2 separate regions of the Homo sapiens genome follow, and region 1 is linked to region 2. Evidence: chromatin loops called from intact Hi-C (ENCODE). Cell type or tissue: OCI-LY7. All regions are shown on one strand. Each heading gives the region's core, and the rest is flanking DNA. Links, peaks and the distances in the headings are about the cores only.

The links. Hi-C counts contacts between places; a loop is a spot of excess contacts. Peaks named below come from ENCODE experiments on the same cell type or tissue, not always from the same donor. Only the 100,000 strongest peaks of a DNase experiment are listed, where the experiment ranks them.
Region 1: a loop joins it to region 2, with 2.3 times the contacts of the local background. A loop is called at or near these places in 2 of 110 quality-filtered maps.

What each region holds. Positions count from the first base shown.
Region 1 is chr3:119,368,058-119,382,439 of GRCh38, forward strand. ARHGAP31 (Rho GTPase activating protein 31) reads left to right here. Exons shown (of 12, transcript NM_020754.4): 3 at 315-459; 4 at 12,847-12,929; 5 at 14,235-14,342. Among named protein-coding and RNA genes, the nearest start is that of ARHGAP31-AS1, 52 kb to the left of the region's middle. In OCI-LY7, for the core only: CTCF peaks have their summits at 13,100 and 13,299; a DNase peak (open chromatin) is centred at 13,214.
Region 2 is chr3:119,557,865-119,571,985 of GRCh38, forward strand. It overlaps CD80 (CD80 molecule), which reads right to left and starts at 1,750. Exons shown (of 7, transcript NM_005191.4): 1 at 1,576-1,750; 2 at 1-64. It overlaps LOC107986118 (a long non-coding RNA gene), which reads left to right and starts at 2,566. Exons shown (of 2, transcript XR_001740861.2): 1 at 2,566-2,881; 2 at 4,372-4,462. RefSeq lists a silencer at 58-352 and enhancers at 58-352, 714-873, 1,144-1,203, 1,974-2,023, 4,505-5,094 and 1 more. In OCI-LY7, for the core only: CTCF peaks have their summits at 1,773 (motif pointing left) and 1,979; a DNase peak (open chromatin) is centred at 1,807.

The DNA.
Region 1 (14,382 bases), core at 11,801-14,300, 180 kb before region 2:
CTTTTTGGCAAATTATGTTGATATTTCCCCAATGTTCATAACCAAGACTGCAGACCTGATGCCACGGGTAATCCATTTGTAAATGAGCATTATGTCCTTCTAATCACAGCAGATTTTGCAAGAAGATCCAGACCTGAAGTGGAAGTCTTCCTGTGACTTCCTAGGGCCTGGAGTAGAAGATCTTTTTGAATTAAGGTCAAAAATATAGTCAGAATCAGCAGTTTAGGGTCTTTTTACCCCTAAGCAGCCAAGCAGCTGCTGACATGGAACACACACTCCCTGGGATTGTTATGTCTCCGTCTGTGTTGTTTCAGGCAAGAGTTTGGCTCAGATCAATGTCCAGATCTGACAAGGGAAGTGTACCTCCAGGACATCCACTGTGTGGGCTCGCTTTGCAAGCTCTACTTTAGGGAGCTGCCCAACCCCCTCCTGACTTATGAGCTCTATGAGAAATTCACGGTGAGTGTTTGGATTTCCATTATGGTTACTGGGTGGGATGCATGGATGGGCCAAGAAGAGTTTCAGCACTAAAATAACAATAATAACACTCACCAGATGGTTGACATTATCTTAGCGTGGTGAGGGAAGTAGGATAATATGGTAAGGAAAATAGGGTGGTGGAATTGTTTGCTAAATTTTTCTTTCTTGAATTTTCAGAATCATGTTGTTTGTTTTAAGAGCTGGGTTGAATTATCTCCATGTTTATTCAACTGAATGTGCCTTATTGTATAGGGAGGAAACTGAGAACCCCAGAAGTAAAGTGTCTGGCCCAAGGTCACACAGCAGAGGCAGGACAGGAACCTGAGACTCCTCATGCTACACCCACTGCTAGCCTTTTTATCAGACCATTCCCTCTGTGTTTCTTTTGTAGGTTGGGTAAAGAGGTGGGTGGGTAGAGAGGGGAGAGGGAACAAACAAATGTCAAGAGGTGTCAGAAAGCTGGGAAGAGAAAAGAATATGAGAAAAACAGCCAAGAGGGAGAGCAGGATAGGCAGTGAGTTGGACTGGTGGAGAGGATGGATGGGCATTAGCAAAACACCTAAGTAGCAGCTGTATGGTCACCAAATAGGGCACACCCATAGGAAAGTAGAAAGAAGAATAAATGCTTAAAGGGTGACTGTAGAGATAGCGTGAAAAACATGGCTTGAACATTTGGCTGCATGGGAGAAGGTGTAGAGTAGGCAGAGGGCTGGGTTTAACCAAGGTTGGGGTTCAGTTGGCAAAGAGGGATGAGGGAGATGAGAGCGTGTGCTGGGGGCATTGAAACAATTTACCATGGAATGTAGTGTAGATACGAAAAGAAGTGAGGGCACAAGGTAGTTGAGTAACAGTGTAAAAGTAGATCATCCCAGTGAAGTCAGTGGACTGTATGGTAGTTAGAGAGGGATGTTTGAAAGTGAGACTATGGCGAGGTTACAGTTTTGGGTAAGGACCAGATCTAGTCACTAACAGTGGGAGGGAACCTTTCTCATGGCTCCTGTAATAAATTTGTTTTGAGTATATGAAAGGTTCTTCAATTTGAAATGATACAGGAATAAATGAATGCTATTTCTTAAAAATGGGCTTGGGCTGTAAAAATATGTTTAGGAGTTTTCAGTGGTACAGGGAAATACTCAAATGCTAATTGAAGAAAAACTAAATGCACAACTGTATATTAAGAAAGGAATAAAAGGAAAGATGTTCAAAAGACTAAAAGACTAACAACTGTTCATTTCAGTGATGGGATTTCAGACAGTTTTTCTTGTTTCTTTAACTTTCATAAGTTTGCCCACTAAAAATATATTAGCTTTTAGCAAGCAACAACAACAACAACAAAACCATCTTCTGGTTATATATACTTAAAGAATTTAAAAAAGGAAAAACAAAATCAAGAAATAGGGGGAGAAATGAAGATTTAAAAAAAAAAGAAAAGAAAGAAAAAAATAGTCCAAAGCACATTAAAAAATGGGCATAAATGTTGACCTCTAGAGAAGTCAACATGTACCAGCTGGCATAGAGTTGTCATTGGTTATGGGGCCCTTCTCCTTTAGATCTAAGGCAGAAGGTAAAGAAGCCTCCTATCTGCATGGGTAAGTTGTAAATAATGGTATCCCCTACCCATGGAACCACAGAAGTGTCTTTCCTAGGAACCAAGAAGAAAGGTGTGAGCTTCATGTGGGTCTGTCAGATTATAATCACTTTCACCATATGTAAGTATTTGGTTAAGAGTAATCCTATTTAATAAAAGACATTATGAAAAATGAAGGAAAGTAGAAAGGAACCATTGATCTGTCTCCTTAAAGACCAAAGACAACTACAGTTAACATGTTGTGGGTATTCTTTCCATAGTGTTTTTGTTGTGGTTTGTGTTTTGTTTTCCAAAATCAAAATAAAATTTTATTGCAAAAATTAAAGTAATACAGAAATGTATAAAGGAGAAAGTATAAATCTCAAATCACCTGAAATTCCACACTCCAGGCATATTTGCTGTTAACAGATCGAACAGATATTAACTATATCTGTAGTAATAGATGTTAACAGATCTCAACACACACACACTCACACACACTCACTTGTCAGTACTACATATTGCTGTTTGGGGGATGCTTTTAATTCAACAGTGTGATCATCTTTGTGTGTTAAGAAATACGGGAAGACACTGTGTTTACAGCATTCTCTCTATGTGCCATGATTTCTGAAACCAAGCTCCCACTGATGGATATTTAGCTTTTTCATTTCTCAAGACGTTCCTTTTATAAACATTATAATACACATTTTTTCACCTATATTTTTACACTATTTTTTGTTTGTTTATATCCTTAGAGAAAAATCATGGAAGTAGATTTGCTGAGTAGAAAGTTCTTGTTTAAAATTTTGTCACAAATTACCAGTCTGTCCTCCAGAAAGACAAGGAATGCTCTTTTCCCTGCAGACTTTCCAACCCTGGGTATTTCCAATTGGTTAAATTATTTGTTGACCTGAATCAACAAAAAATAATACCTTATTGTTGCTTTAATTTGTGTGTAAGACTTTATTGTTTTCAATATAGTTGTAATCCTCTTATCAGTACCATATTATCATCTTTGAATATGATAGAATGGAATATCATTATGTTAATGAACTGAATCAGTCTTATTTCTTTTAACTAATATCTCATTCTATTATAGTTGGGGGTAGATAGGAATTCTTTGTCTGGAAACTTTAGAAATACAATTTCTCCTTAGCCCTTGTCTACAGGCTCAGAATGAAACCTGTATTTATCTCTCCCCTCTCCTGTTCCCTGTTATTGCTAATCATTGTGTTTTCTCACAGCAACTGAAAAATACCAAGGCAGCTTGTCAACCTGTCTTCAGATTTGAAGGAAATCTGACATTGTATTTAAACAGTTTATTTGACACTAAAAAACAGGGATGTTTTGTTATGACAACTAACTCTATATACATAGGATCTAGTGAAGTTAACTATGTTGGAGAATGTATCATTTAATAGATTTCTTTGATCACAGATAATATAAGTAAACCTTCACGGGTATGGAAATAGCTCTGTTACATTGTCACACATTCTCCCTATAGTTTACTCAAACCTACTTGCACAGCTAAAGTAGAATAATACCTTTTATTAACTTTTATTTTAGGTTCAGGGTACATGTTCAGGTTTGTTATATAGGTAAACTTGTGTCACGGGGGTTTGTTGTACAGATTATTTTGTCACCCAGGTACTAAGCCTACTCCCAATCAAGTAGTCCCCAGTGTCTGTTGTTCCTCCCTTTGTGTCCATGTGTTCTCATCATTTAGCTCCCACTTATGAGTGAGAACCTGCACTATTTGGTTTTCTGTTCCTGCATTAGTTTGCTAAGGATAATGGCCCCCAGCTTCATCCATGTTCCTGCAAAGGACATGATCTTATTCTTTTTTAAGGCTGCATAGTATTCCGTGGTGTATATGTACCATATTTTCTTTATCCAATCTGCCATTGATGGGCATTTAGGTTGATTCTGTGTCTTTGCTATTGCGAATAGCACTGCAATGAACATACGTGTGCATGCGTCTTACGGTAGAACAATTTATGTTCCTTTGGATATATACCCAGTAGTGGGATTGCTGGGTCGAATAATAGTTCTGTTTTTAGCTCTTTGAGGAATCACCACACTGCTTTCCACAACGGTTGAATTGATTTACACTCCCAACAGTGTATGTATAAGTGTTCATTTCTCCCCAACCTCACCAGCATCTGTTATTTCTGACTTTTTTTTTTTTTTTTTTTTGAGACAGAGTCTCACTCTTGTCACCCAGGCTGGAGTGCAGTGGTGTGATCTCAGGTCACTTCAACCTCTGCCTCCCGGGTTCAAGCTATTCTCCTGCCTCAGTCTCCTGAGTAGCTGGGATTACAGGCGCTCGCCACCACGCCCACTAATTTTTGTATTTTTAGTAGAGACGGGGTTTCGCCATGTTGGCCAGCCTGGTCTTGAACTTCTGACCTCAGGTGATCCACCCACCTTGGCCTCCCAAAGTGCTGGGATTACAGGCGTGAACCACCGCACCCGGCCTATTTTTGACTTTTTAGTAATAGCCATAGAAGAATATCTTAATGGAATGATGAGAGAATAAGAAAAAATATTAATGGACTAATAATACTAATAATGATAATAGCTGTCAATAATTGAGTGCTTACTATATGATAAACTCATTATAAATATTATTTCATTTAATTCTCAAAATAACCCTATGAGGTAGGTTTTATTGTCTCTGTTATACAGATCATTAAAATGAGGCTCAGGGTGACTCTTGCCTGGGGTGGTACAGCTAGTAGGTGGAGGTAAAGATGTAGTTCTGTCTCATAACTCCCACACTACTTGAAAGTAGAGTTAACAACACTTAATTAAGGCTCAGGTATTAAATAACTTAATATGAAATAAAGTAATGAAGGAACAATGCCATAAACAGTGCTAGGAAAATTCGCTATCTATTGCAAAATGAGGAAATCAAGTTTCATCTTTACCATTTAGCAGATTTCAGGGTGGAGAAGGGTTTCCTAACCATAAAAGCAAAGGAAAAAAGTCACAAAAAACAAACTTAAAAATGGAACTACATATAAACTATTTTTCTTTATAAAAATATATTAACACAATTAAAAGGCAAATGACTAAATATAGGAACTATTTACAATAAAGATGACAGGGGATTAATGTTCTTTAATTATAAGGAAGCTATCAATAAAAAGAAGTAAAACATATAATACCTCAATAAACAAGTAAGCGAAGGACCTTGATAGATAATTCCTAAAAAAAGAAATTGAATTATTTAAAAAGTATCAATATATTAGAATAATATAGTTGCACATTAAATAAATAATTTTTAATGTTATCATTTCACACTGGCAAGCCCATGGTGAGACTGGCTTTTTTTTTTGTTGTTGTTGGCTTTTTTGGTTGTTTGTTTGTTTTTTGAGATGGAGTCTTGCTCTGTCGCCCAGGCTGGAGAGCAGTGGTGCGATCACGGCTCACTGCAGCCTCCCCCACCCGGGTTCAAGCAATTCTCCTGCCTCAGCCTCCTGAGTAGCTGGGATTACAGGCACCCGCCACCATGCCCAGCTAATTTTTGTATTTTTAGTAGAGACAGGGTTTCACCATGTTGACCAGGCTGGTCTCAAACTCCTGACCTCAGGTGATCCACCTGCCTCGGCCTCCCAAAGTGCTGGGATTACAGGCGTGAGCCACCGCACCCAGCTGAGACTGGCTTTTTTATAGTTTTCTGTTGGAAGTATAAATTGGTTGGACGTCCCCGAAAGTCATATGAAATTACTATCAAGAATACTCAAATGCTCATATTCTTTAATCCAGTAACTCTATTTCTAGGACTCCATTCTAGGGTGACAATCAGATGTGCACACAAATAATTGATGTACAAGTATGTCCATTGCAATATTATATACAATATCAACATTTTGGAGAGTACATGTCTAACAGTGAGAGATGATTTAAATAAATGATAAATCTATTGTTGTTAAAACTGTGTGGCCATGAAAAGTCACAGTTTTGAAAAATGTTTACTGACCATATGATATGGTTTGGAGGCTTGTCCCCTCTAAATCTCATGTTAAAGTGTAATCTCTAATGTTGGAGGTAGGGTCCTAGTGGGAGGTGACTGGATCATGGGGGTTGATCCCTCATGAGTGGCATGAATGGCTTAGCATCATCCACTTGGAGATGAATGAGTTCTCGCTTAGTTCATGTGAGATCTGCTTAGAGTTTGGGACCTCCCACTTTGCTCTCTCGTGCTCACTCTCTCACCACGTAGCATCACCTGTTCTCCCTTCGCCTTCCACCATGACTGTTAGCTTCCTGAGGCCCTCACCAGAAGCGGATACTGGAACCATGCTTGGACAGCCTGCAGAACCATGAACCAATTCAACCTCTTTTCTATATAAATTACCCAATCTTAGGTATTCAGTATGGTTTGGCTCTGTCCCCACCCAAACCTCATCTCGAATTGTAATCTCCACATGTTGAGGGAGGGACCTGGTGGGAGTGATTGGATCGTGGGGGCAGTTTTCCCTCATGCTGTTCTCATGATAGTGAATGAGTTCTCACAAGATCTGATGGTTCAAAAGTGTGTGGCGGTTCCCCCTTAGCTCTCTCTCTCTCACTCCTGCTCCGCTGTGGTAAGGCAAGCTTGCTTCCCCTTCACCTTCTGCCATGATTATGTTTCCCAAGGCCTCCTAGCCATGCTTTCTGTTAAGCCTGTGGAACTGTGAGTCAATTAAACCTCTTTTCTTCAGAAATTGCCCAGTCTCAGGTAGTTCTTATGGCAATGTGAAAAAGGGCTAATACAGTATTCATTTATAGTGACACAAAAACAGACAAACACACCATAATATAAAGTTAAATGGGGAAAAAAGCAGTATCTGTAACTAAACAGGAAATAAAGCCAGTGTTCATGTTTGGTGCTTGGAGGCCCTGATCAAACTGCTTTTTTTTTTGTTTTGCTTTTTGTTTTTCTTCACCTATAAGTAGGTTAGTAGTGGTTATTTCTGGGTGATGTGATAATAGGGGATTTTTTATTTTCTGCAGATTTCCTACTTTAATTGTGAGTACATGTATTAGTTTCCTGTTGCTGCTGTAACTAATTGCCATAAACTAGATGACTTAAACAACAGAAACCTATTGCCTCACAGGTCTGGAGGCCAGAAGTCTGAAATCGGCTTCACTGGGCTGAAGTTAAGGTTTCAGCAGGGCGTGCTCTCTCCAGAGGCTCTAGAGGAAAAGCCGTTCCTTGCTCCTCCCAGCTTCTGATGGCTGCTGACGTTCCTTGGATTGTTGGTGCCTCACTCCTGTCTCTGCCTCCAGGGCCACATTGCCTTTTCTTCTTCTGTCTGTGTCAGATCTCCCTTTGCCCTGCTCCTATATAGATACCCATGACTGCATTTAGGACGCACCCAGATAATCGAGGATAATGTCCCCACTCGACATCCTTAATTTAACCACATCTGCAAAGACTCGTTTCCAAATAAGGTAACACAGGTTCCAGTGATTAGGATTTGATATCGTCGGGAGCAATTATTCAACCTACTGTATTTCATTTTTATCAGAAAATAACAACAACATTTATTTTAGGAAAAATTCAATTTTGTTCAGATCGGTCCAGCTAAAACTATTACACCCAAAACAGGAAAATTTTGCTGACTTGAGATTTTTAGAGAAGGCCATTTAGAGGTGTTAAATTATGTATTTGCCTTTTTTCTTTTTTTAATTAAACTTGTCACCTGTCAGAATGTATATTTAGTTTATACTGAAATAGTATCTTTTTAAATTTTTTGAAATTTATTTATTTTTACAGATGCACTCTTACTCTGTTCCTCAAGTCTGGAGTGCAGTGGTGTAATCATAACTCACTGTAACTTCAAACTCCACGGCTCCAGCAACCCTTCTGCTTCAGCCCCTGGAGTAGCTAGAGCTACAGGCGTATGCATCAAGCCCTGCCCCAAATAATGTCTTGACGCGTCAGTCTCCCTTGGTTAAATTGTAAGCTTCCCGAGGACAGGAACTGTGTTTATTTTATTTATTGTTGTGTTTCCCTGCTTGCTAGCTTCTGGAAAATGTTGTAATTGTTACTTAGGAAATATTTACTGACAGATTTGTTGACTAGCAACTATCATTTGAAATGTCCCTTAGGGCCAGGCTTGGTGGCTTACGCCTGTAATCCCAGCACTTCGGGAGGCTGAGGTGGGCGGATCACTTGAGGTCAGTAGTTTGAGATCAGCCTGGCCAACATGGTGAAACCCCGTCTCTACTAAAAATACAAAAATTATTCGGGCATGGTAGTGTGCGCCTGTAATCCCAGCTACTCGTGAGGCTAAGGCAGGAGAATTGCTTGAACCTGGAAGGTGGAGGTTGCAAATTCCCCTGCTCCGTCTCCCATCATTTCCACCTGCCTTGCTCCATACAGGCCACACTGGCCTCCACATGTCCCCTAAGCAAGTTCAGTGTGTCCCCGCTGTCCCCAAAGCCTTTGTACCTGCTGTTTCTTCTTGGCACCCTGTTTTCCCGGATACTTGCACAATTTGTTCCTTCACTTCATCTTTGCCTCTGTTCAAATGTCACCTCCTAGAAACCTCTGATTATCCTATCTACAACAGGAGTCCCCATCATTCTCTCCCCTGTGCCCTACACTACCAGGATTGTGCCACTACACTCCAGCCTGGGTGACAGAGTGAGACTCGTCTCAAAAAAAAAAAAAAGGCAGTGTCACTTAGGGCAGACAACTAACACCTTGCAACAGGCAAAGTCAGGCTGGTTGTGAGCTCAAGACAGCTGCAAAGGGGTGCAGTAGCCAATTGTCTTGGTTTCCAGGGACTCTCCCTGTTTCAACACCGAAAATCTCATGTTCCAGGAAAACTCTGTCTTGGGCAAACCAGGATATTGGTCATCCTACTGGGAGCCCAGAGTGAAAAGGAGCTGCCTCTGCAATGCTGGTGTTCATCACTATGGGTAATGATCCCAGGATAGCAGTGTTCTGGAAGTGTGGCCCAAATGTGGCTGTTTAGCTTTTTCAAGCACAAAGCAAAATATTGACTCATTCACTTACTCCTTCCATTCAACAGTGTTTATTGGGCATCTACTACATACATTTGGCAGGCACAGTTCTAGGTGCGGAGATTTAATGGTGAATGGAACAGAGAAAATCTCTGTGCTTGTGAAATTTACATTTTAATGGAAGGGACAGATGATACCCAAATGTAAGACATAGATCTATAATGAGAACTCTTGATAAGTACTATGAAGAAAAATAATGCAGGGCACAGTGGAGAGAATGATGGGGACTCCTGTTTTAGATAGGATAATCAGAGGTCTCTAGGAGGTGACATTTGAACAGAGTCAAAGATGAAGTGAAGAAACAAATTTTGCAAGTATCCGGGAAAACAGGGTGCCAAGAAGAAACAGCAGGTACAAAGGCTTTGGGGACAGCGGGGACACGCTGAGCTTGCTTAGGGGACATGTGGAGGCCAGTGTGGCCTGTATGGAGCAAGGCAGGTGGAAATGACGGGAGACGGAGCAGGGGAATTTGCAGAGGGACCAGCTCACTTAGGAGTGCTTGCTTCCACAGGTGTAACAAAGACATAGCTATAAAGCCTGCCCTGAAGGACACACAGTGGTTCCTCTGGAGTCTGTAGTTGGAAGGAAGGTTAACTTTCCTTGTACATTCCTTTGGATGCTTTCCTTTTTTTTTTTTTTAATTATGTGCATGAATTACTTTTTAAAGGTCTAGTAAATAGCTTAAAATACCTTAAAATAATAAAAATGGTTTGATAATTTTAAAGTAATGAATAAAAAGTTAAAGTTGCAGCTGGGGTGCAGTTGGAAGGGAGAGCCTCAGACTGTCTGCGTTGGGCCACCCTGGTGACAGGGCTGCCCGGGCAGCAGGACTTGAGCTCAGGGACTGTGGTGGCTTTGAGTAAACAGAAACCCAGAGTTAGGGTCCTACCACAGAGGACAAGAGCCCAGCCTCTGCCAGCGTCCTCCAAGGGCAGGAAGCTGGCCTTACTGACACTGATTTGAAAAGAACAAATAGTCACAGATTCATCCTAGATCTTTTAAGATTTAACCATTAGCCATCTTGGCCTGGCTAATGCTGAGTGAAATTCTCTCACAGGCAAAAAACTGGGGTAGGTAAAATTTCCACTCCCATCCCCCAGTTGCCCCAGCTGTGGGTTCTGTGGTCCTAATGGGACAACATAGAGAAGCTCGAAATAAGTTTGCAGTGGCCGGGCCCCTCCAGAAGGAAAACATGAATTTAGAAAGCTTCTGGAGAGGGTTGGGGTAGGATGGGGAGAGGTTGCAAATAATGAAATAAACACCAGTCCCAAATGGGACCTGCAGGCCTCCAGGGATGAGCCTGCCCCGCCTCTTGGAGAACAAAGATGACTAACAGCTTCCTAAAATATTAAGGAACTTTCCATGAGGGTTGTTAAATTGACCTACACCTTTATTCCCCAGACACATTTTTTAAAGGAGGGTGGGGTTAGTGGTACAACGTTTGTGAAGCATGATTCCGGCTTTGCAGAGAGATGAAGAGAAGCTCCCCACCCCTCCCTGTGTGCACAGCAGAATGTGGGAGAGTCCACAGAGCATTCCCTCAGCCCTTCCCTCCCCCGGGGCTTCTCTCCCTTGGCTCCCCGGCTCCCCAGCTCCCCATTGTGAGGTTCTCACCGCCTTGCAGAGCCAGGGTCCTCTCCACAATCATGTTTTCCAAATGACAACCCCAGGGAAGAAAAGGGAGGTGTCAGGGGGCTTACTGGAAGCCCCATTCTTGCCCCTACCCTTCACCCTGCATATCTCATAAAGTGAGGATTGCAGCAGTGATCTTGCTTAGGCTGGCCTGTTCTCAGGCTGGCAAACCCACCAGAAGACTGGGACACCTATGACTATAATCCTCCCAGTCCCACGTTTCTCCCCACTTCTGCTTCAAATGCGAGACCTCAAGATTCCCACATAGAGAAGTTGGATTGCCTTAAAAAATGGTGGTCTTCTATATATTTGTTTTACTTCAATTAAATAAAAAAGGTGAAAAAGAAAAAACTTAGTGGGCAAAGCCCTGGCCTGCTGTCTCACACCTACTGTGTGCCAGGCACTGTTCTGGACACAGGGATTCATCACGTCCCAGCACTCACAGAGCTTATGTTCTAGCAAGGGAGACAGACAATAAGCAATAACTCCAATAAATAAGTGCATTCTTGTAGTGTAATGGCAGTGAGTCCTGTGGGGAAAAAGTGGGAGGGATTGGGAGGCCCAGGCTGGAGCAGGACCTCAGTGGTCTCCTCTAGGTTAAAACAGATCACACTCAACTAGTGTGTCCTAGGAACTGAAGATGCTGGTAAAGTTAATTCCCTTCCACTTTTCTGTGCCTAAAAATTCTCATTACTGACAGTGTGAAATTCAGTATTTACATGCAACATGCACACGGCAGCTAAAGGTTGAACAGAGGTGAGCAACGTAAGAAAACCATCACCACGGTTAGGATCTCATTTTGGGTTGTATGGCAAAGGGCAATATTTATCAAATTAATTAAGATATTCCATAATTGTACCTTTCATTATGTATCAATCTAAAGCAAGTTTCCAGCACTGGTAGGAAATACAAGACTAAGTGATGTGTGCCTGTGAATTCATGATCTTAGAGCCCTTTTTAAAGTATGTATTGATCTAGGTGGGTTACCTAGGTGTATACATATGAAAAAAACTCATGGAGCTATAGCTTAAGATCTGCACATTTTTAATATATGTAAATTATATCTCAGTGAAAAAGGAAAGATAGCTGTGGTTACCATGGACCTCAGGTTCAGGCACTGCTCAGATGCTGGCAGTTCATGAGCACTCACACTGCAGTGGGAGGGGCCGTGAGCACAGCAGGACAGATTCTCAGAACATGGGTGCAGGTCTGGGACCAGGGGAATCTGCCCAGGGATGCCTGCATCATGCAGCAACCCCCAGCATTCGAGAGATGGACGTGGACCAGCCTGTAATCACACTGCCTTTATTGCTATTCCTGCCTCTCCTTGAAGGCACTTGGGCTGATGGGGGAACAAAATACCCATACAGCAAATAACTGGAGAGCAAGTCTGGGCAAGGCCACCAGGTTTCAGGGACAACGCTCTTATCCCTGCCAAGGAAAGCACATCTTCCCTGCTTCCTGGCTTCTAGGACAGGCAGCAGCTGAGTCCTTGAGGTCATGGGGTAGTCACGGGCTAGGTAGGCAGTAGCTGTTTGCACCCAGAAAGACAGCTGGCTGAGTGGACTTGGTAATGCCCTGTCATCTCCATCTCATTCTGTATCTGTCTCATTTATTTATTTACTTGCTTGTTATTTATTTATGTATTCATTCATTCATTCATTCATTCATGTTTTAGAGACAGGTTGCACTATGTCGCTAGACTAGATCCAAACTCTTGTGCTCAAGCAATCCTCCCACCTCAGCCTCCTGAGTAGCTGGGATAACAGGCATGCGCCACCATGCTGGGCCTATCTCTATCTCTTTACCTCTCTGTGTGTGAGTCTCTGTATCTCTCTACCCCCGAGACACACCCGAGATTCTACACATTCTTACCAGACGCCTAGCAACCATCTCAGGATGCCCAGAGTCCCAGGCAGCCCACCGCCTGCTGTGCACACATGGTGAGACCCTGCACACACATCCAGAACCAACAGAAACTGTAGTGGGATAGTTGTTTTCATAGTAAAGCATGCCTCTTGGAAGGATGATCTCTAGGCATGGTTGTGAGGCTGGAGTATGAGGGCTTGAGTGATCCCAGCACATGCAGATGGCTGTCCCTGCTCTCAAGCACTCACCAGGCTGCCTTGTGTTCTTCTCCACAGGAGGCAGTGTCGCATTGCCCTGAAGAAGGCCAACTGGCCCGAATCCAAAATGTTATCCAGGAGCTTCCTCCATCCCACTATAGGTAAGAATGGTTGGGAAAAGAAACGTGTGGCCTCTCAATGCAGTGTAATACCAAAGAGACAGGCTGGCATCATGGAAAGGAAACAATGTGTGGACAGTAGCAAGTTTAGGCTTTCCCAAGGGCATTTTGAAGTTGGTGAACAGGTCACTATTATCAAAGTGAGTTGGTGTCTGACCAGGGACATTGGCAGCAAGGAGAAGCCAGTCTCCAAATCACCTGCAGAACACCCCTCAGAATCTCTCAGGAAGTCATTCCAGTGATGCATACTAGCCTCTTGGTGGCATTCTTGGTTCATACCCAGATTTGTAGCATAACCAAATCTATGGCAACCAAGATAGCTTTTCAACAGGGGTTGACTGTGGGCTCTTGAGCATTGGCTGATTGTTCTATTTGCTCATTAGTACCATCCCTACCATCATCCCCCACCCTTTCATTTCATTCTCACAGTTTAGCCCCTAATGTTGCCACCTTTCCCAGTGTTCCCTATGCCTGCCCATCTTTTACAAGGGGGCAGATTTTGATGTGGTATAAGAAGGAACTTCCTAGCAATAATAAATGTTGTTTATCCATGAAATTAGCTCCCTAACAAGTACCAAGATCCCTGTAGCTGGGAGAATTTTTATTAAAACGAGCCTAGATGAGAGCCTATTTCAAAACTGCTTGGAGGCCATCCTGCCCTGGTTGAAAGGACGAACAAATGGCCACTAAGAGCCTCCAGGCGGCCTGTGTGGTGGCTCATGCCTGTAATCCCAGCACTTTGGGAGGCCCAGGCGGGCGAGCACGAGGTCAGGAGATCGAGACCATCATGGCTAACACGGTGAAACCCCGTCTCTACCAAAAATACAAAAAATTAGCCGGGCGTGGTGGCGGGCGCCTTTAGTTCCAGCTAGTGGGGAGGATGAGGCCAGAGAATGGCGTGAACCCGGGAGGCGGAGCTTGCAGTGAGCTGAGATCGCGCCACTGCACTCCAGCCTGGGCGACAGAGCGAGACTCCGTCTCAAAAAAAAAAAAAAAAAAAAAAAGCCTTCAGGCTCTGAGGTGCTGTGATTCTCTAGTTCTGTCTCTGACTGGTGCTCCAGGGTCCTCTGCTTACATCTGACAAAATGGACCCCCTTCCCCACCCTGAGTCAATGTGCCTAGGGCCAAGAAAATTACTTCTGTCAATCTTGACATCTTTCCAATGTCAATTCATTAAAATAGAAATATTTAGAGTCTCTTAAATCCAAACTTAGAAATTATCTCCATATGTCAGGCTTCACACGGGCACTGAAGTTTCTTACTTTGTCAAAAAACAAACCATTCTAGGACCTTGGAATACCTGATTCGACACCTGGCCCATATCGCCTCCTTCAGCAGCAAGACCAACATGCACGCCCGGAACCTGGCCCTGGTGTGGGCGCCAAACCTCCTCAGGTAACCACTCTACCCTCCCCTTGTCACCAGCCCAGGGGGC
Region 2 (14,121 bases), core at 450-2,949:
CAAAACACACAGAGATTGGAGGGTGTTCCTGGGTCTCCAAAGGTTGTGGATTTAGTTTCACAGCCTGAAAAAGGAACAAATAAAAGTCATTCAGGAAGGAAGGTGTGCCTACTTTGAGTTGCAAAACTCTCGAGTTGCCTGCTAAAATTAATTGGAGAGCTTAACCTAAGCAACCTCTAAAGCAGGGCGTGACCCTGAGGAAAAGCGAATGGAAATTCTGTGAGGGGACCAGTTCCAAGAACCAACCACAGCCCTTCCATGAAAAGGCTTTCTACTTAATAGGTGGGGTGAAGATTTGGTTAGAAACAGGAGAGCTCTAAGGACCCTCCATATCTGTTAGCCAACCTGCAAAAGTTCAAATCCTCTTCTGAACATACCAAGAAACATAGAGCAGACAGTAAGGGTGTATTTTGTCCAAGGCAGGACCTAAGTTATGAAACAACTTCTTTCTTGACATATTAACATAAGAAAACAAGTATCTCAATTCTTTAAACCCTCTACTCAAATAATATATCATAAAGGGGTATGAGATCTCAATAACCAGAAAAGTCTATCCATAAAAAGGGAGGGAAAAAAAGACACTGCAGACGTTACTTATCAAAATTATGTACTCCAGGGCCAGGCGTGGTGGCTCACGCCTGTAATCCCAGCACTTTGGGAGGCTGAGGTGGGCGGATTACTTGAGGCCAGGAGTTCCAGACCAGCCTGGCCAACATGGCAAAACCCCATTTCTACCAAAAATACAAAAATTAGCCAGGTGTGGTGGTGGGTGCCTGTAATCCCAGCCACTTGGGAGGCTGAGGCACGAGAATTGCTTGAATCCAGGAGGTGGAGGCTGCAGTGAGCCAAGATGATTGCAACACTGCACTCCAGCCTAGGCGACAGAGTGAGACTCCATCTCAAAAAAAAAAAAAAAAAAAATTATGTACTGTCATGTGAGGTGGCTAGGGATTAATTTTTCCAGTAAATATGTCAAAATTGAGAAATGAAAATAAACACTGTGCTCCACTGTCACCCCTTCAGGCTGCTACCAGGACACAGCCCCGTGCTGCTCAGAGAATGCTTGAGTGTCCTCTTTGGAGACCACCCTAGAGCTAGAGTTCCAGCCACGCCATATTGTTTTATTAGCCATCATCCATTTTAGACAGGATTAGTTAAAAGAGACTTATTCACCAGAATTTGTTTTTCTTAAGATAGAATCTTGCTCTGTCACACAGGCTAGAGTGCAGTGGCGTGACCATAGCTCACCACAGTCTCAACCTCCCGAGCTCAAGCGATTTTCCCACTTTCACTAGAATTTTACTGGCTTGAGAAATTCAAATACGGCCCACAAAAACAATATTTGCTAGGATCTAGGATATTTTAAAATAATGGGCCACAATTCTCACTATGATGCTCCAAATATGTCGGGAAGCCACAGCCTCCTGTGGGAATGAGACCCTAAGGGTTCCTTTGAGGGCAAGCCTGGATCCAGGAGGTGGTAGCAGAGGTATTGTTTGTTTAAAAAGCAGTGAGGTTGCTGGTAACTAGTTCTACCAAGCTATCCCATAGTAAGATAATAGTAAATGTACTTACTTGCTGAAGAAAAATTCCACTTTTTCTTTAAATCCTTTGATTTCAGGGTAAGACTCCACTTCTGAGATGTTCTCTTCTTACAGTCTATAAAGCAATGACAAATCACTTTTTCTTTGGGTAATCTTCAGAGAGGCGACATTTCCCCTTCTAACTTCTGTTACTTTACAGAGGGTTTGAGTTCACTCAGTACTTGTCAGTGCCAGGAGTTGGACAGGGTGTTTGAAGAAGCGCCCTCTGCTGCCGTCTTCTTCTAGTTGCTTTTGTAGAGGCTGTGGCTGGGGCAAATCACACAGCAGCCTCCCTCACCACCGTGCATGGACTAACAAACATGAAACACCACGAGCACCAGGCGGCCTAGGGGAGGAGAAGAATGGTGCCCGAGAAGAGTGAGGGGCATCTGGCTAGCCTTGCTGTGTGATGGGAGGCCAGCTTCATGGGCTGGCTGTTTCTGTGCTGGTCTCAAGTTTTGTTTTAGCACCCAGAGTTACTCCTGAGTCCCTGCAGGAATAAGCTGTCAACCTCATATGTAGGGGACACTTTTGGGAGAGTGCTCAGCTCACAGGACCACCCAACTCTACTCCCACCTCTGAATCCCACCATCTTCAGAGAGTGGGCTCCTGCCAGCCACGCTGGACAGTGAATTCTGGTCACCCTAGCCACAGTTGAGTGCGCCTCTGGTGGGATGAGGAAGACTTTAGTCATGCCCATCACTCCCATTTCCAACTAGGTTGCCACCCACCCCTGTGTGTCCCTTTGTAGGATTCTGGAGCCCCTGTGAGTGAGCAGCTGACCCATGCTGGACCAGTGTACTTGTTTGCACAGGTGGAACCTGACAGCACCTTGCATGGGTTGCAGTGAGCCGAGATCACAACACTACAATCCAGCTTGGGTAACAGAGCAAGACTCCATCTCAAAAAAAAAAAAAAAAAAAAGACGCCATCCTTCCCACACCAGCCAGAAAGAGAGCAAACCGTGTGGGTGAGAAATACTGACTACAGCGGCGGCTTCCTTCATCTCAGCAACAAGTTTGTGGCAGAGCTTAGTGGATACCACCCTATTCACCTGAGATTTGGAATACTGAAGCTTTGGAAATCATGAAGGCAGAACTTGCTATGAAAGGACTCCACTGCACTGTCTCCTTCTGTATTGGCAGAAGGGGCCTAGTGAGCACCCTTCTTCACCTGTGTCTTGTTCTGGTCTCAGATGCATATTTTGAATAGTTGCAAGGAATATGGATGTGACAATTCCTGCCTTACCTCTAGTAGATCAACATTACATTTTCAAGTAAAGGGAACATAGATTGGAGGTAAGTTCATGTTTTCTATTTTCTTGAACATTTATTCAGATCAAAGAAATGTTTTCACTGATTTTAGCCACTTCTACTTGATACATTATTACAATGCACTGGAAGTGATTTTTTTTCCAGGTATTTAAAGTAATAGAAAGTTATAGATGTCAACTTAAAAGAGCAAAGAAATACAGAGTTTTAGAAATTTATTTTCTTTTTTTTTTTTTAGATGAAGTCTTTCTCTGCCGCCCAGGCTGGAGTGCAGTGGTGCAATCTTGGCTCACTGCAACCTCCGCCTCCTGGGTTCAAGCAATTCTTCTGCCTCAGCCTCCTGAGTAGCTGGGACTACAGGCGTGTGCCACCATGCCAGGCTAATTTTTAAATTTTTAGTAGAGATGGGGTTTCACCATATTGGCCAGGCTGGTCTCAAACTCCTGACCTTGTGATCCACCCTCCTCGGCCTCCCAAAGTGCTGGGATTACAGGCATGAGCCACTGCACCCAGCCGAGTTTTAGAAATTTCATGAGGGACTACATGAATACAAATTTTGACGATCACAGACACCCTCAAATTTTAAGAATCCCAGTGAAATCCTAACCTGCCTTGGAGAAACACACATTAAACAACTTTGCCATTAGCGCTTTGATGTGACTTAATCAAAGAGGCTGGAAGAAAGGAACACCAGGAAGGTACTTTACAGAGTTTCCCCAATCCTGATTGTAAAATTCAGAAGGCTTCTCTTCCAAGATTATGTACTAATGGGATGTGTTTAATTCCTCTTCCTCCTACAATGTGTCTAGGAGCATGACCTGTGGACCACAGATTTCTAAGGTAAATTTCTGGACACTGGAGGTGAGATGGATGAAGACGGGCAAAGGAAGCCGAACCCGAATACCTATATTACTGGAAAACAAAACAAAACAAAACAAAACCAAGTAAAAGATTTAAAAGGAGGCTGGGCACAGTGGCTCATGCCTGTAATCCCAGCACTTTGAGAGGCTGAGGTGGGCGGATCACTTGAGGCCAGGAGTTCGAGGCCAGCTGGCCAACGTGATGAAACCCCAGCTCTCCAAAAAAAAAAAAAAAACCAAAAAACTGGGCATAGTGGTGCATACCTGTAATCCCAGCTACTGGGAAGGCTGAGACATGAGACTTGCTTGAACTTCAGAGGCGGAGGTTGCAGTGAGCTAAGATTGTGCCATTGCACTCCAGCCTGGGTGACAGAGCAAGATTCTGTTTCAAAAACAAAACAAAACAAAACAAAAAAACTTTAAATGAGTTTGTTCTGAGGAGCAGACCCAGGGTTGGAGAAGAATAAAGCAGGAATTACTGCTCCTCAGTGTAAATTCTTTAGTGCCACTTATTTTTTTGTAAATCCATCCTTGGCTTTACTGTAATAAAAGTAAAAGAAATTCTTTTAAAAATAATTCACATAAAAATTCTTTTAAAAATTTTTATGTGAAAAATTGAAAGGATAAATTTATGAAAGTATATTTTTATAATTCTAGGGTGAGCAAGACACAAAACTTGGAAGCCACGAAAAAAGAAAAGATACACAGATTTGAATTCATAAAAATTAAAAATATTTGTACAATGAAAGACATTATAAATGAAATGAAAACACAATCACAGACTGTAGAGGACCCAGCAGGAAGAGATGACGAGAGGGAGATGCAGCTTTGTCACTCAGAGGTTGGTGCAGAGGCTGTTGCGACACCGTAGGGGAAGCCTGGCCCTTTGCTTTACCCCTGAACAGGATGATCTCTGTGGAAATGAAGGTTCCATCTTTCTGCTCTTGACCTTGGAGCCACTTCACCTCCTCATGCTGATAAAGCTGGCCTGAGCTCAACCTTCCTACCCTTCCGTTCAGCATCCACAGGGAGGGCTGGGCTGGCTCCTGGCAGTGGCCTCAGTGCTGTCATTTGCAGGTTGCCTACTCAGGGCCCACGGTGCTAGCCTGACTGCTGGGAAAACCCCTTTCCCACAGTGGGCTCACTGTTGCCAAGTAAACAAAACCTGTTGCACTGACAAAAATTTTCAGGGGAGTTTTTCATGTTCTAAGATGACCCTCCCGTGAGGTTTAGAAGTTCATTTTTAGATATGACTTCATCTGGGCATGTCTATAAGGCCTGCACCCATCATAGGGCAGCTGATCTAGGCTTTAAGGCTATGGTGCTCCCCAGGAGTGCCACAGCCTGCTAAAGTTGGCAGCAAACTCATCAAAGTGGGAGAGTTCACCTCTTCCTCTTAAAATGCTGTCACATTCTTTCTGGTTCTTTGAGATGGAAATCACCAAAATGCTTAAAATGAAAACAAGTGACTTTCAGAGCTAGCCCTCGTTCAGAGTGAGGGCCGTCTTCTTACTAACCCACCACACACTCTTCCTCCTATACTTGGCATCTTACTCTTCCTGCCTGTGACTCTTTTTTTTTAATTAATTTTTTTATTATCAATTTTTGTTTATTATTCTACTTTAAGTTCTAGGGTACATGTGCACAATGTGCAGGTTTGTTACATATGTATACACGCTCCATGTTAGTGTGTTGCACCCATTAACTCGTCATTTACATTAGGTATATCTCCTAATGCTATCCCTCCCCCCTCCCCCCAGCCCATGACAGGCCCCCGTGTGTGATGCTCCCCTTCCTGTGTCCAAGTGTTCTCATTGTTCAATTCCCACCTATGAGTGAGAACATGTGGTGTTTGGTTTTTTGTCCTTGTGATAGTTTGCTGAGAATGATGGTTTCCAGCTTCATCCATGTCCCTACAAAGGACATGAACTCATCCTTTTTTCTGGCTGCATAGTATTCCATGGTGTATATGTACCACATTTTCTTAATCCAGTCTATCATTGATGGACATTTGGGTTGGTTCCAAGTCTTTGCTATTGTGAATAGTGCCACAATAAACATACGTGTGCATGTGTCTTTAGAGCAGCATGATTTATAACCCTTTGGGTATATACCCAGTAATGGGATGGCTGGGTCAAATGGTATTTCTAGTTCTAGATCCTTGAGGAATCGCCACACTGTCTTCCACAATGGTTGAACTAGTTTACAGTCCTGCCAACGTGTAAAAGTGTTCCTATTTCTCCACATCGTCTTCAGCACCTGTTGTTTCCTGACTTTTTAATGATCGCCATTCTAACTGGTGTGAGATGGTGTCTTATTGTGGTTTTGATTTGCATTTCTCTGATGGCCAGTGATGATGAGCATTTTTTCATGTGTCTGTTGGCTGCATAAAAGTCTTTTTTGAGAAGTGTCTGTTCATATCCTTTGCCCACTTTTTGATGGGGTTGTTTTTTCTTGTAAATGTGTTTGAGTTCATTGTAGATTCTGGATATTAGCCCTTTGTCAGATGAGTAGATTGCAAAAATTTTCTCCCATTCTGTAGGTTGCCTGTTCACTCTGATGGTAGTTTGTTTTGCTGTGCAGAAACTCTTTAGTTTAATTAGATCCCATTTGTCAATTTTGGCTTTTGCTGCCATTGCTTTTGGTGTTTTAGACATGAAGTCCTTGCCCATGCCTATGTCCTGAATGGTATTGCCTAGGTTTTCTTCTAGGGTTTTTATGGTTTTAGGTCTAACACTTAAGTCTTTAATCCATCTTGAATTAATTTTTGTATAAGGTGTAACGAAGGGATCCAGTTTCAGCTTTCTACATGTGGCTGGCCAGTTTTCCCAGCACCATTTATTAAACAGGGAATCCTTTCCCTATTTCTTGTTTTTGTCAGGTTTGTCAAAGATCAGATATTGTAGATGTATGGTATTATTTCTGAGGGTTCTGTTCTGTTCCATTGGTCTAATCTCTGTTTTGGTACCAGTACCATGCTGTTTTGGTTATTGTAGCCTTGTAGTATAGTTTGAAGTCAGGTAGCGTGATGTCTCCCGCTTTTTTCTTTTGGCTTAGGATTGTCTTGGCAATGCAGGCCCTTCTTTGTTCCATATGAACTTTAAAGTAGTTTTTTCCAATTCTGTGAAGAAAGTCATTGGTAGCTTGATGGGGATGGCATTGAATCTATAAATTACCTTGGGCAGTATGGCCATTTTCACGATATTGATTATTCCTATCCATGAGCATAGAATGTTCTTCCATTTGTTTGTGTCCTCTTTTATTTCATTGAGCAGTGGTTTGTAGTTCTCCTTGAAGAGGTCCTTCACATCCCTTGTAAGTTGGATTCATAGGTATTTTATTCTCTTTGAAGCAATTGTGAATGGGAATTCACTCATGATTTGGCTCTCTGTTTGTCTGTTATTGGTGTATAAGAATGCTTGTGATTTTTGCACATTGATTTTGTATCCTGAGACTTTGCTGAAGTTGCTTATCAGCTTAAGGAGATTTTGGGCTGAGACAATGGGGTTTTCTAAATATACAATCACGTCATCTGCAAACAGGGACACTTTGACTTCCTCTTTTCCTAATTGAATACCCTTTATTTCTTTCCCCTGCCTGATTGCCCTGGCCAGAACTTCCAACACTATGTTGAATAGGAGTGGTGAGAGAGGGCATCCCTGTCTTGTGTCAGTTTTCAAAGGGAATGCTTCCAGTTTTTGCCCATCAGTATGATATTGGCTGTGGGTTTGTCATAAATAGCTCTTATTATTTTGAGATACGTCCCATCAATACCTAATTTATTGAGAGTTTTTAGCATGAAGGGTTGTTGAATTTTGTCAAAGGCCTTTTCTGCATCTATTGAGACAAACCTGTGGTTTTTGTCTTTGGTTCTGTTTATATGCTGGATTACGTTTATTGATTTGCGTATGTTGAACCAGCCTTGCATCCCAGGGATGAAGCCCACTTGATCATGGTGGATAAGCTTTTTGATGTGCTGCTGGATTCAGTTTGCCAGTATTTTATTGAGGATTTTTGCATCAATGTTCATCAAGGATATTGGTCTAAAATTCTCTTTTTTTGTTGTGTCTCTGCCAGGCTTTGGTATCAGGATGATGCTGGCCTCAAAAAATGAGTTAGGGAGGATTCCCTCTTTTTCTACTGATTGGAATAGTTTCAGAAGGAATGGTACCAGCTCCTTCTTGTACCTCTGGTAGAATTCGGCTGTGAATCCATCTGGTCCTGGATTTTTTTTTGGTTGGTAGGCTATTAATTATTGCCTAAATTTCAGAGCCTGTTATTTAAGGATTTAGGGATTTAACTTCTTCCTGGTTTAGTCTTGGGAGGGTGTATGTGTCCAGGAATTTATCCATTTCTTCTAGATTTTCTAGTTTACTTGCATAGAGGTGTTTATAGTATTCTCTGATGGTAGTTTGTATTTCTGTGGGATCGGTGGTGATATCCCCTTTATCATTTGATATTGTGTCTATATGATTCTTCTCTCTTTTCTTCTTTATTAGTCTTGCTAGTGGTCTATCAATTTTGTTGATCTTTTCAAAAAACCAGCTCCTGGATTCATTGATTTTTTGAGGGTTTTTGTGTCTCTATCTCCTTCAGTTCTTCTCTGATCTTAGTTATTTCTTGCCTTCTGCTAGCTTTTGAATGTGTTTGCTCTTGCTTCTCTAGTTCTTTTAATGGTGATGTTAGGGTGTCAATTTTAGATCTTTCCTACTTTCTCTTGTGGGCATTTAGTGCTATAAATTTCCCTCTACACACTGCTTTAAATGTTTCCCAGAGATTCTGGTATGTTGTGTCTTTGTTCTCATTGGTTTCAAAGAATATCTTTATTTCTGCCTTCATTTTGTTATGTACCCAGTAGTCACTCAGGAGCAGGTGTTTCAGTTTCCATGTAGTTGAGTGGTTTTGAGTGAGTTTCTTAATCCTGAGTTCTAGTTTGATTGCACTGTGGTCTGAGAGACAGTTCGTTATAATTTCTGTTCTTTTACATTTGCTGAGGAGTGCTTTACTTCCAACTATGTGGTTAATTTTGGAATAAGTGCTATGTGGTGCTAAGAAGAATGTATATTCTGTTGATTTGGGGTGGAGAGTTCTGTAGATGTCTATTAGGTCTGCTTGGTGCAGAGCTGAGTTCAATTCCTGGATATCCTTGTTAACTTTCTGTCTCGTTGATCTGTCTAATGTTGACAGTGGGGTGTTACAGTCTCCCATTATTATTGTGGGGGAGTCTAAGTCTCTTTGTAGGTCTCTAAGGACTTGCTTTATGAATCTGGGTGCTCCTGTATTGGGTGCATATATATTTAGGATAGTTAGCTCTTCTTGTTGAATTGAGCCCTTTACCATTATGTAATGACCTTCTTTGTCTCTTTTGATCTTTGTTGGTTTAAAGTCTTTTTTATCAGAGACTAGGATTGCAACCCCTGCCTTTTTTTGTTTTCCATTTGCTTGGTAGATCTTCCTCCATCCCTTTATTTTGAGCTTATGTGTGTCTCTGCATGTGAGATGGGTCTCCTGAATACAGCACACTGATGGGTCTTGACTCTATCCAATTTGCCCGTCTGTGTCTTTTAATTGGAGCATTTAGCCCATTTACATTTAAGGTTAATATTTTTGTGTGTGAATTTGATCCTGTCATTACGATGTTAGCTGGTTATTTTGCTCGTCAGTTGATGCAGTTTCTTCCTACCATCAATGGTCTTTACAATTTGGCATGTTTTTGCAGTGGCTGGTACTGGTTTTTCCTTTCCATGTTTAGTGCTTCCTTCAGGAGCTCTTTTAGGGCAGGCCTGGTGGTGACAAAATCTCTCAGCATTTGCTTGTCTGTAACGGATTTTATTTGTCCTTCACTTATGAAGCTTAGTTTGGCTGGATATGAAATTCTGGGTTGAAAATTCTTTTCTTTAAGAATGTTGAATGTTGGCCCCCCACTCTCTTCTGGCTTATAGAGTTTCTGCTGAGAGATCCGCTATTAGTCTGGTGGGCTTCCCTTTGTGGAAAACCCGACCTTTCTCTCTGGCTGCCCTTAACAGTTTTTCCTTCATTTCAACTTTGGTGAATCTGACAATTATGTGTCTTGGAGTTGCTCATCTCGAGGAGTAACTTCATAGTGTTCTCTGTATTTCTTGAATTTGAATGTTGGCCTGTCTTGCTAGGTTGGGGAAGTTCTCCTGGATAATATCCTGTAGAGTGTTTTCCAACTTGGTTCCATTCTCCCCATCACTTTCAGGTACACCAATCAGACGTAGATTTGGTCTTTTCACATAGTCCCATATTTCTTGGAGGCTTTGTTCATTTCTTTTTACTCTTTTTTCTCTAAACTTCTCTTCTTGCTTCATTTCATTCATTTCATCTTCCATCACTGACACTCTTTCTTCCAGTTGATCTAATCGGCTACTGAAGCTTGTGCATTCGTCATGTAGTTCTCGTACCACGGTTTTCAGCTCCAACAGGTCATTTAAGGACTTCTCTACACTGGTTATTCTAGTTAGCCATTTGTCTAATCTTTTTTCAAGGTTTTTAGCTTCTTTGAGATGGGTTCAAACTTCTTCCTTTAGCTCGGAGAAGTTTGATCATCTGAAGACTTTTTCTCTCAACTGATCAAAGTCATTCTCCATCCAGCTTTGTTCTGTTGCTGGTAAGGAGCTGCATACCTTTGGAGGGGGAGAGGCGCTCTGATTTCTAGAATTTTCAGCTTTTCTGCTCTGTTTTTTCCCCATCTTTGTGGTTTTATCTACCTTTGGTCTTTGATGATGGTGACCTTTGATGATGGTGGGGTTTTGGTGTGGATGTCCTTTCTGTTTGTTAGTTTTCCTTCTAACAGTCAGGACCCTCAGCTGCAGGTCTGTTGGAGTTTGCTGGAGGTCCACTCTAGACCCTGTTTGCCTGGGTATCAGCAGCGGAGGGTGCAGAACAGCGAATATTGCTGAACAGCAAATGATGCTGCCTGATCGTTCCTCTGGAAGTTTTGTCTCAGAGGGGTACCCAGCTGTGTGAGGTGTCAGTCTGTCCCTACTGGAGGGTGCCTCCCAGTTAGGCTACTCGGGGGTCAGGGACCCACTTGAGGAGGCAGTCTGTCCATTCTCAGATCTCAAACTCCACGCTGGGAGAACCACTACTCTCTTCAAGGCTGCCAGACAGGGACATTTAAGTCTGCAGAGGTTTCTGCTGCCTTTTGTTCAGCTATGCCCTACCCCCAGAGGTGGAGTCTACAGAGGCAGGCAGGCCTCCTTGAGCTGTGGTGGGCTCCACCCAGTTCGAGCTTCCCGGCCGCTTTGTTTACCTACTCAAGCCTCAGCAATGGCGGGTACCCCTACCCCAGCCTCGCTGCTGCCTTGCAGTTCGATCTCAGACTGCTGTGTTAGCAATGAGTAAGGCTCCGTGGGCGTGGGACCCTCCGAGCCAAGCTCGGCATATAATCTCCTGGTGTGGCATTTGCTAAGACCATTGGAAAAGTGCAGTATTAGGCTGGGAGTGACCCGATTTTCCAGGTGCCGTCCGTCACCACTTCCCTTGGCTAGGAAAGGGAATTCCCTGACCCCTTGCCCTTCTCGGGTGAGGCGATGCCTCACCCTGCTTCGGCTCTCGCTCAGTGGGCTACACCCATTGTCCTGCCCCCACTGTCCGACAAACCCCAGTGAGATGAACCCAGTACCTCAGTTGGAAATGCAGAAATCACCTGTCTTCTGTGTCGCTCACGCTGGGAGCTGTAGACTGGAGCTGTTCCTATTCTGCCACCTTGCCTCATAATCCTTGCCTGTGACTCTTGACACACTGTCCCCCAACTTCCTTGGCTGCCTTTCCCCATTCTCTCTGCCCATCTAAACATCTTTCTTCCTCAAAGGACCAGGCCAAATGCCATTTCCCCAAGAAGCTTTCCTGACTCTTCTAAATCTCCATCTGCTCTTTCCCTTCTCTGAGATCCTATGTCTGTGCCACTCATTTGGCATCATTCCAATCCCTCCCCACCCCCCCAAATTTATTGAGTGCCTACTATGTGCCTGGAAGGGTTCAAACATTGGGGAAGCAAAATGGCTTGACTAGGAGAGATAAGGACAACATGGACCGATCCTAAGAAAAAGAAACAGTAGCAGAAAAAGAGCAGGGCAGCTAGCTGAATTTAAGTCTGCAGTGTGGCGAAAATGCCAACAAAATATTGCGAGACATGAGTGGCAATATGACATACCATGGCCAGAAATTATCTTTTTGGATTCTTTCTACATGAACCCAGATCCTTATTGGAATATTACGTCCAATTTCAAACTAAATGTGGAGAGGATCCGGCAGAAAGTAACAAACAATAACAAAAAGGATGCTAAACCAGGCAGCTCAGAGAACAGAGGAATGGGGAGCCAAGATGTTTTAGATGGGCCAAATGATTTTGAGGCCTTTGGTAATGATCCTCTGTGGCTTTGAGGTGTTTCTGTTTCTTTGTTTTGAGCTAGTCATGGCCATAAATGCCTTCTACATCTGTAGGCGACCAAACTGGAGAAAATAATCTACATGTAAGCAGGATAAATTTTGATTGTGTTTAAGGAAGCATTTTTTTTGTGTTGAAGCTGGAAAAGGTGACTTTCAAAGAAGGTTGCAAATTTTTATTGCCTGATGCTTTAAGAAGAGAAGAGACAAATCCTGTTTGGGGAAAACAGAGATTTCTCTGCCTGAGAGTAAGGGACTATGGTGGAATCCCAGGCAGTCCACGATTCTAGGACCTGAGGCGTTAAATGTCACTGCCACTGGCTGCCACTCCCCTGCCCTGCCACACTGTCCACCAGAACCACTAACGAAGTTACAAAAGTCACCCTTTTCAGTTTCTATTTCATTTTCCCTGTCCCCTGAGAAACAGGAACCAAGGACTAGGCAGTAGGAGAAGCCAGACATGATCTATGCTTTCAAAGTGGGTCACCATGGCGTGAATGAATTAGAGCTGAAGGGTCATGGAAACAGCCTGTTCCTCCTCCCTCTCTCCTCCCCAGCTCTGTCCCCCACTTCTTCCTTTTTTTGTATTATTCTGAAAAGTGAATCAAACAGTTGCCATTTTTTTTATATTACGTTGGTCCACAACGTCAAAGGTCATGGTTTCCAGATTTCGGAAAAGGAATTTGATTCTGTTCCTAAAATTAAAGAGAAATTGCAAGGCTTGGATGGAAAGGGGAAGTTCCCCTTCAATAACTCTTTCTAGAAGGGTCAACATTTAAAACTTAACGTGTGGCCGGGTGCAGTGGCTCACGCCTGTAATCCCAGCACTTTGGGAGGCCAAGGAGGGTGGATCACTTGAGGTCAGGAGTTTGAGACCAGCCTGGCCAACATGGCAAAACCCCATCTCTACTAAAAATTTAAAAATTAGCTGGGCATGGTGGTGGGTGCCTGTAATCCCAGCTACTCCGGAGGCTGAAGCATGAGAATCGCTTGAACCTGGGAGATGGAAGTTGCAGTGAGCTGAGATTGAACAATTGCACTCCAGCCTGGGCAACAGAGTGAGACTCTGACTCAAAAAAAAACAAACAAACAAACAAACAAAAAAAGTTAACCTTATGTAGATATTTACCTATTATTTGAATACGAGAAGGAATTTGACCACTTGAGGGCCTGATTTATACAAGTACCACATGATGAAGAACAGGATTTTATGGAGTGAAGATCCTTAACAGCACTCTCAGATTGAATCTCTCCTGAGCCTTGAACTGATTTCTCCAGTGGCCACTGGGGTTGCGTGACTCCTCCAATGGCCCCAGACACAACTAAGAAATGTGCCTAAACTGGCTGCCATTTGAAACCTTTTGGTGTCCTTTGTTTAGATGCCCCACCCTAAACTTCAGGAGTTCTCTCCAGAGAGTAATTTTAGGAATGAATGCCAGAGACCAAGGGATGAGGGACTGTTGCCTCATCAGAGGGGGAAGGAGCTTGCTGGAAAAACAAGAGGAACAAAATGTCCCCTGACTAGATTTTTCTTTACCTTTTGTCTCAAGGACTCTTCTAGAAATAGAAATAAGAGTAGATTCATGTACATTTGCCCAGGTTGACCCCAGTGGAGGAATTGTGGGGCAGAAAGAATGATAACATGAAAGAAAGATAATTTCAGTAAGGCCCCCCAAACTTTTGGTTTAGGGAGCAGTCACTTTTTGTTTCCTAGAAGCTGTATTTTCACCTACTGAGATTCTAGCAGGCAGTGAAGTCCCCTTAGGATGGGACCGTGTGCAAGAGCATTGCTGTTTCATTGTAAACCCTGGAAGCGGAACTTAGGACTCAGCTGGCCAGCTGAGCTTCTCTTCCTGTGGGAAATCCCAGCGAAACCAGGAGAAAGGGAGCAACAGAGGTCATCTGCCAGGAAATGTACCAAAGAAGATTTGAAAATTACTGGTGGATCTCCAGAGCAAAGGCTGGAAAGCCCTGACCTACAGGAGCGGGCTACTG